3 separate regions of the Homo sapiens genome follow, and all the other regions are linked to region 3. Evidence: chromatin loops called from intact Hi-C (ENCODE). Cell type or tissue: PC-3. All regions are shown on one strand. Each heading gives the region's core, and the rest is flanking DNA. Links, peaks and the distances in the headings are about the cores only.

Region 1 (7,791 bases), core at 2,799-5,298, 130 kb after region 3:
GAGAGAGACGATTGCAGGCCTCTCGAGGCGACAGAGCTTACATAGGAATGCCATACCCTTTGTCTGTTTTTCCCGAGCCATTGTGTCCACCTGACATGATTCACTTCGGTCCATTCAGACATTGTAATATTATCTTATATATAAAAAAAATGTATAAAAAATGTGGACAAAACCCCATATAGATGTATATACATATATGTATATGTATATATACATACATACACATATGGCTTAATATATGCATATATGTATGTATATACATATATATATATATGGGGTTTTGTCCACAGTTCCTGGCTTATAACTCCCACAGCCCTAACAAACAGAATCTCTCTCCCTGATCTTCTTCTGCCCTCTTTTCACCTGCCTTGGGCAGGTGGAACCCTAATCTGCTTGTGGGTCATAAGCCCCTCATTCCAGAGGGGGTCCTACCCCACACCCTGGAGGAGGGAATGCTGCCCAGAAAAGCCAAGAAGAATGTGGCCAGACAGCCTCGCCGGGTTTAGACCATATCCTTTTGGGCCAATCATATTTCTACATGGTTGTCAATCATGCCCACCCCATGCATCTCCATGAAAGGCCCAAGAGGAAAGGGCTCTTCAGGATGGCTGAACACTGACCACACAGAGGCTCCTGGAGGGTGGCCCCTGGGGAGGGCATGGAAGCTCTGCACCCTTTCCCCCATACTTTGCCCTATGTGTTTCTTCATCTGTATCTTTTGCAATGTCTTTTATAACAAACTGGTAAACATAAGTGTTTTCCTGAGTTGTATGAGCTGCTCCAGCAAATTAATTGAACCCAGAGATGGGGTTGTGGGAACCCTGATTTATAGCCAGTTGGTCAGAAGTTCCAGAGGCACAGGCTTGCAACTGGTGTCTGAGGTGGGAGGGGGCAGTCTTGGGGACGGAGCCCCCATCCTATGGAATACAAGCTCTCTCCAGGTAGAGTGTCAGGATGGAATTACAGGACACCCAGACGGTGTCTGCTGTAGTGCTGACTGCTTGCTTGCTGGTGGGGAGAAATCTCCACATATTTTGGGGTCACAGAAGTCTTCTGTGCTGATTGTTGTAGTTGTGTGAGAGCAGAGAAAAAAAGATTTGAGTTTTCTCTTAAGAGATGTGGTGGAAGTGGACATGAGGCCATGGCTTGATTTCCCTCTTGAAGACGTTGAGCTTTTGTGGCAGCTGTTGCTTCAGGCATCTTTCCATTTTACCATTTTGCTGTTGGTATTTGAGGAGCTTCTGTTTAGTCCTGCACGTTCCTGAATTGAACTCTCCGTTCCCTTTCATCCTGGCTTACAAACCACATAATTACTTTCTGAGTGCATCATTTCCTTATAATATCTTTCTAAAGCAATCCAAAGGCAAGCAACACCCATTACTACTAACATCGTTTCCAGGCCCCTCCTCTGGAGCTGCGATTTTGTTAGGTGTGAGGTCGGCTTCCCACAGCGTCACAGGCACAGTGCTGTAAATGAGCCACCTCTGCCCACTGAGCACCACCCCGGCCTCCCCGTGGCCGTCCTGTCACATTGGTTACCCAGTTACTGGGGGGCTACTGGGCTGGGGGACTCTGCCTCACACTGCCACGCCTGGACCAGGCTCACTGAGCAGCCGACGTGTCGGATGTTGCCAGTCCCCATGGCCAAGGGGAAATGGCTCTGCCACATGACCCATGCCCAGCCCAGAAGGTTCACGTGTCAAAATGTTGGCCAACATGGTAGGAGGCTGGGAGCGGAATTGCTGCAGGAGCCTAGAAGGGGCAAGAATTGGAAATACTTGGCAGAAAGCATTAGTGACTTTTACAGAGGACTACAGAGATGGGGCATTCTTAGAGGGGACAGGCCTGCTTGATCCATGCCCCAGGGTGAGGGAGACTGAGCCCCACAGCATGGGCCTGCAAGGTGGTCTGGAGGGCAGACACCGTCTCTCAGTCCTGCCCTGCCCCACTCCGCTGCACAGGGTGGTGTCTGGATGGTGGCAACTCTCAGCTTACGGGTTGCATGCAGCAAGCCTTGGCGTGGACGCGGTCACAGACCTGAGAGGCCGCAGCATTCCCTCCAGCACCCCGCTCCAAGGATCCCAATTCAGGCGGGAGTCCTGGATTTTGGCTCCAGCGTAGTTTGGGAGCCCTGGACGTGCTCAGCCCAGCCTGCTTCCCACGCTGAGCTTGCAAATGGCTGGGGAGGCTTTGGAAGAGAGCCGGGTCTTTCCTGCAGGGTGACAGCAGTGCCATCAACTTGCCGCCCAGTTGAAGGCCCTCCAGGAGTTCCCTATCCTGATTGAACCCACCCCAGCTCCTGTGAGTCACTGGCACTTGGGTGGTTTTCTTGCCTTTCATATAATTTGGAGGCATGTATTTCTCGTTTCCTCGGCAGTCTGGAGACATTTTTTTTTCATTTCGTACTGCAGTTTCTAAAAATAACGTTAGTGGTAACTTCAATTTCTTACTCATTTCTCTCCTCCTTCAGTAGGAGGCGAGGGGATTTAGAGTCCTGCTGCTGAGGGGATGCCAGGGGACAGAGCACCCGTGGCTTGTTCCTCTCACAAGGGTCCACCCTCCTGCCTCATCCCGGTGGCATGTGTGTGATCACCTGGGGACAGTCCAGGCAGGGCTCGTTCCCTCCTGCAATGCCACCAGGCACAACCAGCATCCCCAGAGGGCTCTGATAGGACCCTGATCCTGAGGGCTGCGCTGTGCCAAGTCACGTGGCCTGTCGGGTCGTCAGTGGCTTCGTTCGTCTGGAAAGTGGAGAACCCTGGTGATCTTCATCCATAGAACAGGAGGCTGGACAAATGGCTGTGTAACACGGCAGCATTGTTTGGGTGCAATGGTATGATCCAATAATTTGCTTAAAAATACGTAATAAGGCTGGGCATGGTGGCTCACGCCTGTAATCCCAGCACTTCGGGAGGCTGAGGCAGGCAGATTACTTGAGTCCAGGAGTTTGAGACCAGCCTGGCCAACATTGTGAAGCCAACATCATGAAACCCCATCTCTACAAAAATACAAAAATTAGCCAGACATGGCGGTGTGAGCCTGTAGTCCCAGCTGCTCGGGAGGCTGAGGCAGGAGAATCGCTTGAACCTGGGAGGCAGAGGTTGCAGTGAGCCGAGATGGCGCCACTGCACTCCAGCCTGGGTAACAGAGTGAGACACCAGCTCAAAAAAAAAAAAAAAAAAAAAAAAGCAAACCATATGAGATAAAATGAAGGCTTACATGGTAGATTTGAAGCAGGAAAGGCAGGCTGTTGACAACTGTCAAGGCTGAGGGATGGGATATGGTGCATATTAAGCTGTCTATTTTTATGTACCCATGAGAATTCCCATAGTAAGAAAATGTGAAAAGAAAATCATAAAACGAAATCACAAGCAAGGCTGGTTTGTTGCAGCCTTTTTTGGGTTGGATTTGGGTGAGTCTAGGCTTCCCAGCAAGCTCGAGGAAAGGACAAAGGTCGGGCTTGTGGCCTGGGTCCCGGCCCTGAGCGTGGAGTCGAGTGAGGCTTGGCTCCCACCCCTGAGCCGTGGACCTGGTACCTGGGTCCTGACCCTGGTCAGCCACAGCATGGCTTTGGGAGCTGAAGCAGGTCACCCTGTGAGGCTGTTTCTCCACTTTTTACTAAAAGGCGGGGACAGCGAGGCCTCAGAAGGAGCCCTGGGAGGAGGGGGTGGCGGATGGGTGGGGAGTGGGTGCCCCACGAATATCCTCTTGCCCCCATCCTCCCTCCTCGGCCAGCCCCTGTCCCCGGAGCCCCCACTCCTGCCCTCCCCTTCTATCCTAAAGCCCAGGCTGGCTCTGGATACATTTGATTTCTGATTTGTCATTAAATGTGACAAGCGAAGCCAGAGGACCCTCTGACACCCAGGACTGAGTGCAGCCCCAGGAGGGGCTTGCCGGGGTGTGGTGGAGGGGGCAGTGTGGCCCAGCTGGGGCGGGGGTGGGGCCAGGGCCGGGGTCTCCCGATCTCTGGATATTTGAGCTGCGGACCGGACAGGATACGCTCCTCCACGGGGAGGGCCTCAGTGAGCCGGGGCTGGGGGGCCCTCTTGTGGCAACAGAGGGCCTGGGTTCTAGGTAACAAAGCAAAATCAAAATCTGGGAGCGGCCTTTCGGGAGCCCAGGCAGACGCAGCTCACCGGTCCCCTGAGGCCACCAGCCCAGCAGGCTGCAGGGAGCCTGGATCTGCAGGCGGTGGCCGAGGCCATGGTACAGCCCACCCAGCGTTCACCCTGCGGTCCGTGGCGATGGCCGAGGTCCTGGAGTACTGATGAGAGGTGCCCTCCCAGGTGCCAAAAGGAGCTTCTGCAGACACAGTTCCGCGTGCAGGGCTCCCGGCAATCGAAGTGCAGGGCCGGCCTGGGCCAGAGCACAGGTGAGTGCAGACATAGGCTGCCTTTACAAAAGGCACAGAGCCGTGGCCGGAACCCCTGGGTCTGGTCTCCACGGCTGCTTTTGGGGCCTTAGTTTCCTTATCTGTCACATGGCCTCTGAAGCTGCTGTCAGCTCTAAATTGTGATTATTGGACCAAAGTTGAACCTGTTACTCTTCTCTGAGAAGTGGCTTTCCCTCTGGTCCTCCCATTTCTGACTCTTCTCACTTACTGCAATTTTCCAACGGCACCTCCCTCCAACCCCTTCAGTCCCCATTGTGAGAGTCACGTCCTAGGGCTCATCATTGGCCATGCCCGCCGGTCTCCAGAACCTCCGCTCCCAGGACCTCACCCACCTCCCATCTGTCCAGATCAGCCCCCAGCAAGCTTTCCGGCCACTGGGACCACTCATTCCCCACTCGCTCCATCATCCACCTCTTCACCAGCCTGAGACCAGGCTTGGGTTTCCTGGGGCACCAGCCTCGCCTCTCCTTTCACGCTCCTGTCCCTTGTCCCTCCAGCCTTAGTGGTATGGAAAACCCTGATCCTGGTGAAATTGGTGAAATCAGTGACCCTCTGTGGCCTGTGCTCCTGAACTTCCTTCCTGGACCTCCTCTAGGGTCTGGAATGGCCTTTCCTTAGATCTGCAGGGTTCATTCCATCACACCCTTATCCCATCCTCGAAGACGACCGTCAATACACAATCATACACCCCCCGCTCCTGCCCCAGACTGTTTACTGTTCCTTTGTTAGTCGTCTATTGCTTCCCCTAGACTCGACTCCATGGGGCCGATTTGGCTCTCCCGGTTTATTACCGTATCCCTGCGCTTATTCTCAGGGCTTGGCAATACGAGTGTGCTGAATGAATGAACAAGCAAATGAATGCTGCTCTTCTACCATCAGGTTTGGAATCATGGCTCTGGATTTGGGTAAATTTTACAACACCAGGCACCCAAGAGGTGTCTTCATGGGGCTGGCTGCAGAGTGGGCCGTTCTGAAGGCAGAGCTTCTAGAGCTGGTGACCTTGCTGTCCCTAAGGCTGTGGTAGGATGCGGGGCTCACACAGAGTGGCTGCAGCAACTCTTGGGAAAATGTGTTAAAAATACAACTGTCCCAGGAAGAAACAGCCTTGGAATAGAGTGTTTACATTCTTTTTGGTACTCGCCTTGACTTTTAAAATGAACTTAATTACTTCTGATTTTAAAGATAAGGCAGGTCCCTGTAAAACAGGTAGACAATGCAGAAAGACGATGCATCCTCCAGGTTCAGCCAGAGGAACAGAACCAGTTGGAGATCACACGCACACGTGCACACACACGCACACACACATGCACACACATGCATGCACACACACGCACACGTGCACACACATGCACGCACACACACGCACACACACGCACACGTGCACACACATGCACACACATGCACATGTGCATGCACACATGGATGCACACACGGACACATGCATGCATACACACATGCACACTCATGCACGGACACACACATGGACACACACATGCACACACACACACATGCACATGTGCACACACAGATTCACTTCAAGGAACTGGCTTATGTAACTGTGGGGGCTGGCTAGGCAAGTCTGAAATCCAGGGCAGGTGTCAGGCTGGAAACTCTCAGGCCAGAGCTGAGGCTGAGTCCACGGGTGGGATTTCTCCTTCCTCGGGGAAGCCTCAGTTTTGCTCTCAAACCCTTCAACTGACTGAACCAGGCCCACCCAAGTTATGGAGGATAAATCTCCTTTAGTTAAAGTTGATGGATTGGCGATGTTAAGCACATTTATAAAATGCCTTCACGACAACATCCTAAGTAGTGTTCACTTGAATAACTGGGTCCTAAGGCCTGGTCAAGAGGGCGCAGAAAACTAACCCTCACAGACATGAACGGAGCTCAGAAGGTACTGACACAAATTAGTTAGAAAGAGACAAACGGCCCAGTAGGACAGTGGGCAAAGGCTGTAAAGAGGAGAGGCGCGGCTGAGGGGATCCACATGGCCCACCAGGTAAAGTCAGTTAAAACCCCCGGGGCCAGAATGCCGTTTCCTCATAAGGGCTGTTTCCGGAGTGCTGGTGACATTTGATTTCCTGCCCGGGAGAGCGCTTGCATGGGTGTGCAGTCACAGCTAGTTATTAAACTGTGCGTAAAGGCTCTCGGGGCCCTGGGGGCAGGCTCTGGGTTCTCAGTAAGCGAGTAGGGGGACCACAAGCTGGCACTGGATCCTCGGGGTCTGACCACAACAGGCTGTGGGGGCGTCCTGCAGCCTCATCCTCCTGAGCAGGATTCCTGCCTCTCAGGTGTCCACCAAAGTACCCTGCGCTTGTGACACGGCGCCCTCAGGTCACACTGGTGATTGCTGCTGCTGCCCCAACCCGCTAGCCAGGCCAGAGACACCTTTGGCAAGGCACGGCTGGGCCAGGATAATCGGCAAGTTTCAGGCCATAAGCTTATTTTGCCCAAAAGCAGTCAAATTAGTCTAAGGCAGTCCCTCTGAATTCCAGGGAATCCCTGCACACTCTCACACACGTGTGAATGCCTCAGAGCCCTCGGGGAGCCATTTGGTGCTATCAGGAAGTCATCAATAAAATACCTGAAGAGAAGACAAGGAGAAAGGATGACTAGGCCAAAGCTAGTGAGGCCTCTGGATTGAAAAGGCAAGAGGAAAACGCAGGCATAGATATAAACAGGGTGGCAGGCCCAGTGCAGGTAAGGGGAAACGCATGCGTGGATGTAAACGGGGCGGCAGGCCCGGTGCAGGTAAGGGGAAACGCCTGCGTGGATATAAACGGGGCGGGAGGCTCGGTGCAGGTAAGGGGAAACGCCTGCGTGGATATAAACGGGAATGGAGGCTCGGTGCAGGTAAGGGGAAACGCCTGCGTGGATATAAACGGGAATGGAGGCTCGGTGCAGGTAAGGGGAAACGCCTGCGTGGATATAAACGGGAATGGAGGCTCGGTGCAGGTAAGGGGAAACGCCTGCGTGGATGTAAACGGGGCGGGAGGCTCGGTGCAGGTAAGGGGAAACGCCTGCGTGGATATAAACGGGAATGGAGGCTCGGTGCAGGTAAGGGGAAACGCCTGCGTGGATGTAAACGGGGCGGGAGGCTCGGTGCAGGTAAGGGGAAACGCCTGCGTGGATATAAACGGGAATGGAGGCTCGGTGCAGGTAAGGGGAAACGCCTGCGTGGATGTAAACGGGGCGGGAGGCTCGGTGCAGGTAAGGGGAAACGCCTGCGTGGATATAAACGGGAATGGAGGCTCGGTGCAGGTAAGGGGAAACGCCTGCGTGGATATAAACGGGAATGGAGGCTCGGTGCAGGTAAGGGGAAACGCCTGCGTGGATATAAACGGGAATGGAGGCTCGGTGCAGGTAAGGGGAAACGCCTGCGTGGATGTAAACGGGGC
Region 2 (7,791 bases), core at 2,799-5,298, 94 kb before region 3:
AGTTTTTATAGGCATGCTTCATTATTGAATAATGCCCCTAGGCATTTAATAATGTGTTAAACATTACGTGTTAAATATGGTACATTCATTTTATGGGTTATTATACAGCATTTAAAAGAATGTGAAATCCCTCAGCTTTTGTTTGTCTGGGAAAGTCTTTATTTAAGGATATTTTCTCACCAGATGTACTATTCTAGGGTAAAAGTTTTTTTTTTTTTTTTCTTCTTCAGCCCTTTAAATACATCATGCCACTCTCTCCTGGCCTGTAAGGTTTCCACTGAGAAGTCTGCTGCCAGTCATATTGTAGCTCTATTGTAAGTTATTTGTTTCTTTTCTCTTGCTACTTCTAGGATCCTTTCTTTGTCCTATGGGAGTTTGATTATTAAATGCCTTGAGGTGCTCGTCTTTGGGTTAAATCTGCTTGGTGTTCTGTAACTTTCTTGTACTTGAATATTAATGTCTTTGTCTAGGTTTAGAAAGTTCTCATTATTATCTCTTTGAATAAGCTTCTACCCCTATCTCTTTTTCTACCTCCTCTTTAAGGCAATAACTCTTAGATTTGCCCCTTAGAGGCTATTTTTTAGGTCTTGTCAGCATGTTTCATTATTTTTATTCTTTTTTCATCTCCCCTGACTGTGTGTTTTCAAATAGCCTATCTTCAAGCTCACTGATGTTTTCTTCTGTTTGATCAATTCTGCTATTAAGAGACTCTAATATGTTCTTCATTATGTCAATTGCATGTATCAATTTCAGAATTTCTGCTTGACTCTCTTGAATTATTTCAATCTATTTGTTAAATTTATCTGATAGAATTCTGAATTCTGTCTCTGTGTTATCTTGAATTTCTGTGAATTTCCTCAAAATAGCTCTTTTGAATTCTCTGTCTGAAAGATCTCGTATCTCTGTTTCTCCAGGATTGGTCCCTGCTGCCTTATTTAGTTCATTTGATGAGGTCATGTTGTCCTGAATGGTTGTGATGCTTGTGGATGTTCATTGATGTCTGGGCATTGAAGAGTTAGGTATTTATTTTAGTCTTTACAGTCTGGGTTTATTTGTACCCATCCTTCTTGGGGAGGCTTTCTAGGTATTTGAAGGGACTTAGGTGTTTTGATCTAAGCTGTATCTGCACTGGGCGGGGTGGGGGGCACCTGAAGCCCTGTAACAGTGTGGTTGTTGCAGACTCATAGAGGTATTGCCTTCGTGGTCTTGGATAAGATCCAGAAGAATTCTCTGGCTTACCAGGCAGAGATTTTGTTCTCTTCCTTTACTTTCTCCCAAACAAATGGAGTCTGTCTGTCTGTGCTGAGCTGCCTGGAGCTGAGGGTAGGGTGACACAAGCACCCTCGTGGCTACCACCACTGGGACTGTGCTGGGTCAGACCTGTAACCAGCACAACACTGAATCTCACCCAAGGCCTGCCGTAATTACTACCTTGCTACTGCCTATGTTTACTCAAGGCCATAGGGCTCTACAATCAGCAGGTGGTGAAGCCGGCCAGGCTTATATTCTTCCTTTCAGGGCAGTGAGTTCCCCCAGGCCCCAAGTGGGTCCAGGGATGCCATCTGGAAGCCAGAAACTGGACTCAAAAAACCTTAGAAATCTAGCTGGTGTTCTATTCTATTACAGTTAAGTGGGCACTCAAACCACAAGACAAATTTCTTCCCACTCTTTCCTCCCACTTCCGTAAGCAGAGGAGCCTCTCCCATGGCTACTACCGTTACAAGCCCATGGAGAGTATTACCTGATTACCATCAGTGTTCACTTAGAGCCCAGGGGCTCTTCAGTCAGCTTGTGGTAAATGCTGCCAGGCCTGGGACCCTCCCTTCAGGGCAATGGGCACCCCCTTGCCCAAGGCAGGTCCAGAATTGCCTTGCTCAGGGAACCCAAAAGACAAGGCCTTGTGTCAGGGACCCCAAGAGCCCACTTGGTGCTCTACCCCATTGTGGCCGAGATAGAAACTGAAACCAGCACATCTCAGTCTCACTCAAGGCCCGTGGTGTACTACCTGGTATCGTTACTAGTTATTCAGGGTCCAAGGGCCCTTTTGTCAGTAGGTGATGAATCCTGCCAAGACTGAGTCCTTCCCTTCAAGGCAGTAGGTTTCTGTCTGGCCCAGGTGTGTCTGGAAGTATCATCCAGGATCTAGGGCTTGGAATAGGGGCCTCACAACTCTGCCCAGTGCCCTGTCCTACTGTGGCCGAGCTGGTATGCAAGACGCAAGACAAAGTCCTCTTTATTTTTCCCTCTTGTCTCCTCAAGCAGAAGGAAGGAGTTGCTTTCATTGCCGTGAGCTGTGCTGCCTGGGGTTGGAGGAGGGATGGTGCAAGCACTCCCTTAGCCACCCAAGCTGGTGTCTAACTAGGTCACATGTCCCCCAAGTCCACTGGATCTGAGCTTAGCACAGCACTAGGTCTTGCCAAGGGGTTGCAGTCCTTGTGGCCTAGACTGCCTTTAAAGTTTATTTAGGCCCCCAGAGAACTTTAGCCTGTGGTGGCAAAGCTTGCCCAAACTGAAGTTCCAGTCACTGGGATGGGCAATTTCTCTCTGGCTAGGGCTAGTCTAAGTGCTCCCTCCATGGGTGGGCGCTGGCTGAGTTCAGCCCAGTTTTGCTTTCTGTTGTGACAAAGCAGCAGCACTGAGTTCAATGCAAAGTCCCACAATCACTGCACCTTCCCTCCCACAAGCACACAGATGATTGCTCTGTGCCATGCGACAGCTGCCAGCGGGCAGCAGAGGGATGGTGTCAGCAATTAAAGAGTGCCTTTCCTACCCTCTGTGGTGCCTCTTTCAGTAATACGAAGTTAAAACTGTGATTGCTCACCTCATTTTTTTATTATTATTATTATTATTTTTTTTTCTTGAGATGGAGTCCCACACTATCACCCAGGCCAGAGTGCTGTGGCTTGATCTTGGCTCTCTGTAACCTCTACTTTCTGGGTTCAAATGATTCTCCTGCCTCAGCCTCCCAAATAGCTGGGATTACAGGCGCCTGCCACCACGTCCGGCTAGTTTTTGTATTTTTAGTAGAGATGGGGTTTTGCCATGTTGGCCAGGTTGGTGTTGAATTCCTGATGTCAGGTGATCCACCCACCTCAGCTTCCCAAAGTGCTGGGATTATAGGCATGAGCCACCGTGCCCAGCCTGATTTTTAGTTCTTATGCAGGTGCTTTTTTGTGTAGATCATTGTTAAATTTGGGAGGACAATTGGTGGAGGATTCCATTTGGCCATCTTGCTCCACCTCTTTTCCCCTGTGTTGTTTTTTGACATGTCCCATCATTCTTTGAGCACTGCCTTGTTTCTATAAAAAAAGATTTCAGGCTTATTTTGTACCTTTCCTGCCCAAGCTCTACAATCAGCCATTTCTCCAGGGAGCCCTGATTTTATATATTGGAGAATGGTATTTAGAAACCAAGATCTGAGCTCTAGGTGTATTCATTACTGTTGAGGTCTAAGGCCTTCTCAGTGGACAGAGCAAGGAAACAAGCATATTAATACACACATTTCTATGCGGATCTATTTCTGTACTTATATTGAAGACCATGAGTGCACACCAGTTCCTCCGACCCAACCCCATGGAGCGCATTCTCATTTTCTCCCTTTCCAGATTTGTGACTCCCTTTTCCAACAGTGAGAAACCTGGTTCCCATTATCATCAGTGTATTTACTATTGTATCAATCCCCAGTGTCTGACCAATTTCCAGTGGATGACCCACCTCCTAACATGGATGTCCTGACCACTCTTCTCGGGTCCTGGCACTCTGTGGGCCACTGCTGTCCCCATAAGTAAACTCTCCTCATCCCTTTTGGGATCTGGAACTCTGCACCAGGACAATTCTGGGGCCAGGTCCCGTGGATACCTCCTCATTGCATTGGGGCTTCTGGAGGCAAGAAGTCTGAGATCAAGGTGCTGGCCTGGTCGGGTTCCCAGTAAGGGCTCCTTTCCTGGCTTGTGGACAGCTACCTTCATGCTGTGTTCTCACATAGACTTTCTTCTTCTCTCCTAGAGGGGTACCAGTCCTATCAGATGAGGGTCCCACCCTTATGACCTCATGGAACCTTCCTTATTTACCTCCTAAAAGCCCCATCTCCAAATGTAGTCACATAGGGATTCAATATTTGAATGTTGAGGGATACAACTTGGTCCATAGTGCCCAGCTGGGCCCTGCCACCCTACCATCCTACGCTGGTCTGCCATCCTGGCCCCTCCACCACCTGGACTCTGACACCTACTCCAGGCCTGTGATGCTGCCCCTCCTCCTGCTGCTGCGCTTCATGCCACCAGGGGGCCCACCATCACCTTGCTCAGTCTAATAGATTTTAAACTAAATTATTAAGGAAGGGAGAGAAGGAGAGAGTGAGGAAGGAGAAGGAAGAGGAATGGAAGAAGTTGAAAATATATTAACTTTTTGAATTTAGGTTTTACATATTTGAAAACATTTACTTGGTGGCTCATAGGTTCAAAGTTTGCCTTTCCTCAAAAATTCTTCCTTTTACTACTAAGCCAGGACCCTCTTTATCCCTAATAAAGCTATTTGTCTCAAAGTCACTTTTGTGTGATATCAAAATTGTGACAACAGCTTTCTTTTGATTTCGTATTTTCTTGGTATATTTTCCCCAACTCTTTTCTTAGTCCTCCTTTTTTCATTATATTTTAGGTATGTCTCTTGTAAACAGCAGATGGCTGGATTTTTTTCTTTTACTTTAAGAAGTCTGTCTTTTAACTGACTACATTATTTATATGAAATAGAATTCTAGTATATTTTGACTCAGTTTTCCCAACTTATTTCGTATTTTCTTTTTACTGCATCCACTTTTTAACTGGCATCAACCCCCTTCTTTTGGGTTGGTTGTGTTTTACGCACCTCCTCCTCTTTTCCTCACTCCACTGGTTTGCAAGTTATACATTTGATTTCTTTTCTTTCAGTGCCATGCTCTGATAAAATAAAGGACATTTATTACAGAAAAAAACCCCGTAGTGCAACAACTGCCTCTTCCTGGGGATGAGTAAGCACTCAGTGACATGGAGCCCGGATTTGCTCTTAGATAAGGAGGGATAGAGACCCTCTGGAAGGGCTGTGGGGATGCAGCAGTGGGGTGGCTAGGCTCAGCATTGAGGAGCCCCCATAACTCATGCTCATTCCCTGCACACAATGAGGACTGTGGAAGCGTTTCTTCTGCTTCTCTTAAAGCCCTGGAAACTGAGCTGTGGCTTGATGGATTGGCCTGTTGGGGGTATCCAGGGAGTGCGCGGGAGATGTGGACCAACAGACTTGATGATTGTTTCTCAAGCACAATCTTCCTGGGGAAAAGAGAATAAAGAGCTCAGACAGTGAGATCCCAATAAAATGAAGATGGGAATTTATTGTTGAGGAAAAGAACCTGCTATGTTTGAATGCTTGTCCTTTCCCAAACCCATTTAGAAATTGATCCCCAATGTAGAGATTAAGTTTAAGAAGTGATTGGGGCCAGGGGCAGTGTCTCACACCTGCAATCCCAGCACTTTTGGAGGCCAAGGCCAGTGGATCACCTGAGGTCAGGAGTTTGAGACCAGCCTGGCCAATGTGGTGAAACCCCATCTCTACTAAAAATACAAAAATTAGCTGGGCGTGGTGGCAGGTGCCTGTAATCCCAGCTACTCAGGAGGCTGAGGCAGGAGAATTGCTTGAACCCAGGAGGAGGAGGTTGTAGTGAGCTGAGATTGTGCCACTGCACTCCAGCCTGGGCAACAGAGCAAGACTCCGTCTCAAAAAAAAAAAAAAAAAAAAAAAAAAAAAAAAGTGGTTGTGTTCTGACGGCTCTGCTCTCATGAATGCATTAGTCCATTAATGGGTTAATGGGTAAATGAGTAACAGGTTATCATGGTGGTGGCATTAATGGCTTTATAAGAGGAGAAAGAGACACCTGGGCTAGCACACTCAGCCCCTCACGTGATACCCTGTGCTGCAGAGAGTCCCCACCAGCAGGAAGGCCCTCATCAGATGTGGTGCCTTAACCTTAGATTTCTCAGCCTCCATAATGGAAGAAATAAATTCCCTTTCTTTACAAATGACCCGGCCTCAGGAATTCTGTTATAAGCAACAGAAAATGGACAAAGACAATAGCATTATTTAGTGAGATAAATTCACAGCAGTGTGTAGTAAAATGAATGTTTCTCCTTGGTGATGGAATCCTAATTTTAGAAAATTGTTTTTCCAAGTGTGAGGGGAAATATTGTGCCTTATCCTCCTTCCTGTCATGCAGTCATAATGGCTGGTGCTTCAGCACCATTTTGGCCCATAAGGTACTTCACAAAGGATGGCAGAGCAGGAAAATGGTTACTTAGTAAGCAGGTATAGAAACTTGTGTGCCAGGACTTGCCTTTAGTGTTTTAAAAATATTAACCCATTTTGTCCTCATAGCAACCACATGAGGTAATAAGGTCTACTGTTCTCAAGTCCATCCTATATTTGTCCTTTCTTGCATTGCTATAAAGAAATAACTGAGGCAGGGCACCACAGTGGCTCACGTCTGTAGTCCTAGCACTTTGGGAAGCTGAGGTGGGTGGACTGCCTGAGTTCAGTTCCAGACAAGCCTGGGCAACAGGGTGAAACCCCGTCTCTACTAAAATACAAAAAATTAGCTGGGTGTGGTGGTGGGTGCCTGTAATCCCAGCTACTTGGGTGGCTGAGACAGTAGAATCGTTTGAACCCAGGAGGTGAAGTTTGCAGTGAACTCACATCATGCCATTGCACTCCAGCCTGGGCAACAGAGCAAGACTCCATCTCAAAAAAAAAAAAATCCCCAAAACCCCAAAAATTAGCTGGGTGTGATGGTGTGCACCTGTAGTCCCAGCTAGTCAGGAGGCTGAGGCAGGAGAATCGCTTGAACCCAGGAGGCAGAGGTTGCAGTGAGCTGAGATAGCACCATTGAACTCCAGCCAGTGTGACAAGAGCAAAACTGTCTCAAAAAAATTAAATAATAGATACTGCATTATTTGGGTATTTTCCAATAAATATATATTGTAGGAAAACATTTTTGCTAAAAAAAACTGTGTCCTTTTTAGAAAAGGTAAACAAGTTTTGTCTAATTCAAAATTTATTTAAATGTTATGTATACAACAGGGTAAAAGGAATCAGGAAATAAAAACAGAGATAAAGTTATAAAAATAGTTTTTTTTTGTCATAAGAAAGCTTAAAGAGAAATAATTTTTTTATGGTAAATTTAGTCCTAAAATAAAATGACTGGTTGTTTAAGAAGGAGGAATATTCAGGACAAAACAAAGTCCAAGCATGTCATGAACAGTCAGTGTTAAGTCTCAATAAGAGGATATATGTATTAAAAAAAACCTGAAACTTTAATATGATCAAGTTGTCATTATTAAGTTTTGGTTTGCTTAGGAAAAAAAACTGGGATAAAAATTTTTTAAATTAAGTTTATTACATCCACGTATCTTCCTGTATGTGCTTTTAAAGTGCTTGTGACACTGAATTACAGGGCTTTGACTCCTGGGTCTAAAAAGGACACCTAGTCCTGCTAAGTCTTAAACATTGACAGCAATTGAAGCCTCATCTACAGGCCCATAGAAGATGCCAGTCAAAATAAACTCATTCCTGAGACACAGAGTAAAAAATTAAAGCTGTTCAACTCCTCAAGGCCCAGAGACTATTGTGGAAGAGGTGGGTGCATGAGATTGTAAGAGCGAATTTTGAAAGATAAAATAAGTTCAATTTATCTATAAATTAATCATTAATATCAAAGGTACACTGATGCAAGACAAGCATTTGGGCCCCTGTGTCAGATTAACAAGGTTT
Region 3 (2,500 bases), core at 1-2,500:
AGTATGACTCAGAAAGAAGGGAATGAACCACGGATATAGGCGACAACCCGGATGGATGCCAGGGGGTTGTGCTGGGTGGAAGGCGCCAATCCCAAAGTCACCTACTGCATGATTACATGTGTAGAACGTTACAGAATTGACAACATCATACAAATAGAGACCAGAGGCCGGGCATGGTGGATCATGCCTGTAATCCCAGCACTATGGGAGGCTGAGGTGGGTGGATCACCAGAGGTCAGGAGTTCGAGACCAGCCTGACCAACATGGAGAAACCCCGTCTGTACTGAAAATACAAAATTAGCCAGGCATGATGGTGCATGCCTGTAATCACACCTACTCAGGAGACTGAGGCAGGAGAATCGCTTGAACCCTGGAGGCGGAGGTTGTGGGGTGAGCCGAGATTGTGCCATTGCACTCCAGCCTGGGCAACAAGAGCGAAACTCTGTCTCAAAAAAAAAACAAAAACAAAAACAAAAAAGAGAGAGACCTCTTGGTTGCCAGGGGACAGGGATCCAGTGGGGAATGGAAGGGAAGCAGCGTGGCTATTAAAGAGCGGCAGGTGGGATCCTTGTGGGGGACGCCATGTTCCGGATCTGGACCGTGTCACGGTCAATGCCAGGCTGTGACATTGTGCTAGAGTTTTGCAAGATGTCACCACTGGGAGAAACCGGGCCATGAGTGGGCTTTCTCTGCATGCATCATTACAGCAGCGTGTGAACCTATCCTTGCTTCAAAATAAGAAATGTATAGACAGAATGGAATAACAGTTAAGGAAGAGTTTTCCTTTGGACTTTGGAGATGGAACCCTTTGAGCACGACAGGATTTGTGTGGCTACATCTAATTTCGAGCACAAGCAGCTGTCATGTTTCATGCCACTCTGTCCACACCTTCTGTGGTGTGCTCAGTTCAGTGCTGGGGCAGATGCTGGTATCCTGGTCTGTCATAGCCACACCTCGGCCAATGCGCCACCCAGGCCAGCATGTCAGCTATTCTCAGGAAGGGTACAGACACAAAGCTGCGCTCCCAGTGAGAACACTCCAGGGGCACTGCCCAGGTGGTGGTACTTACACCGATGGAATATATGTGACTCAGCACAGTGGGCTCACGGAACCGCCTCTTTAGATAATGCAAAATCTGCATTCTTTTGCTGGGGGAAAGAAGCAAAACCACCAGTGTGCACAAAGGCCAACCACACCCACGCATCCACAAACAGAGCCCTGATCAGGAAGTGGGTGCCTCCTCTCCTGACCCTAGAATCATTGGAATTCCTGCTGTGGCCACAGTTTCCTCCCAGGGGAGTTCAGAACTTAAAACAACTGTGATTTCATGCATGTCAAGTGCTCAGGACAGCACCAGCCCAGCCCTGGCCACGTAAGCCCTGCCTGCCTCTGCTATTGCTGTTGGCATTATTAGTGTTTCCGCATCACGGATGCCCACTGAGGGCCCCAGTTTTCCTCTGACCTCCCCTTCCTGCTTCCACCACCTTCCCTGGGGTGTCATCATCCTTGGGGTGACAGGGTGCGCTCCGGGCACCACCTCCAGGCTGTGAAGGGGTGAATCCCACCTGCACCACCTGAATGTGGCCTTACCCCCTCTAGCACCTCTGGAATCCTCAGAGAGCCTGAAACCGCTGGATTCTGGGGGCAACAAACAGTTTTCAATTGCAAATGTTCATCCTTCCCAACCTTCGTGGCAAAATCACCTTGTGTCAGCCAAATTTGATATTATGTGTGACACCTCCCTCTTTTTCCTAAATGCTGCAGGACGTATAATGAATTTTAAAAATTAAAGCCTATTCAAGTCATTTCACGTTGATAGTGTCTTAATAGTTTTAAGAAAACCCAGCAATGGCCTGGGATGCTGGTAATTCACAGGGGGACATGACAGGGTCTTTAGGGTCCCTCTGGACCTGGAAGTTTTTGAGCAAATCGGGAGATTGCAAATAAGCCCCCGAGGGAGGGGGAGTCAGCATTAACTCTCGCTGATCCATGTGATGGAAACCTAGGGAGAGCAAGCTGATATTCACAGACAACTCACATGTTCTCCAAAGGAAGCTGTCCCCCAAGAACAACCAATAGAATATCTAAAAGTGCCCCCGAGTCTGCATGCTAGAGTGGATTTCATGGTGCTGCTCCAAGCTGATGGGGATTTACCTCTAGATACCATGACTTTCATAAAGGCAGAAGATTTGACTACACCAAGGATCAATCAGTTGTAATGACAGGTTTAGGTAGGCTCCTCTTCAGCCTCAACTCCTGGCTGCTTCTCATCTGCACACACCTGGACTCAATGAAGTGTGCTCACCTGGGTGCTAAGTCCTGCTGGCCTCCTCACTTGATAAGCACATGCAGGGAATGCTGGCCGGGGCTGGCAGAATTGTTTGCATGTCATAGGAGACTTTAGGTTTGTTCCAGGGCAATCCTGGAGTCCAGCAGATTCTCCGGGTCCTGTTTTTAGATGCTGCCGGATCAGGTCCGCTTTGGGCCATGGGTTTGCAGC

Evidence for each region. A loop is a pair of places that touch in the nucleus more often than their neighbours do. Peaks named below come from ENCODE experiments on the same cell type or tissue, not always from the same donor. Only the 100,000 strongest peaks of a DNase experiment are listed, where the experiment ranks them.
Region 1: it touches region 3 in a loop (4-fold over the local background); 2 of 110 quality-filtered maps call a loop at or near these places.
Region 2: a loop joins it to region 3, with 2.0 times the contacts of the local background. A loop is called at or near these places in 9 of 110 quality-filtered maps.

The regions. Positions count from the first base shown.
Region 1 is chr21:42,589,685-42,597,475 of GRCh38, reverse strand. No RefSeq gene overlaps it. Among named protein-coding and RNA genes, the nearest start is that of LINC01671, 22 kb to the left of the region's middle. RefSeq lists enhancers at 5,276-6,223, 3,264-6,714. In PC-3, for the core only: a CTCF peak has its summit at 4,063 (motif pointing left); a DNase peak (open chromatin) is centred at 4,065; H3K4me3 peaks cover 424 bases.
Region 2 is chr21:42,814,920-42,822,710 of GRCh38, reverse strand. No RefSeq gene overlaps it. Among named protein-coding and RNA genes, the nearest start is that of LINC01668, 39 kb to the right of the region's middle. In PC-3, for the core only: CTCF peaks have their summits at 4,076 and 4,280 (motif pointing right); a DNase peak (open chromatin) is centred at 4,280.
Region 3 is chr21:42,723,204-42,725,703 of GRCh38, reverse strand. The region is part of intron 4 of PDE9A (phosphodiesterase 9A); the gene reads right to left. Among named protein-coding and RNA genes, the nearest start is that of PDE9A-AS1, 17 kb to the left of the region's middle. RefSeq lists an enhancer at 554-1,753. In PC-3, for the core only: no CTCF peak of the experiment used is centred there; a DNase peak (open chromatin) is centred at 1,203; H3K27ac peaks cover 1,753 bases.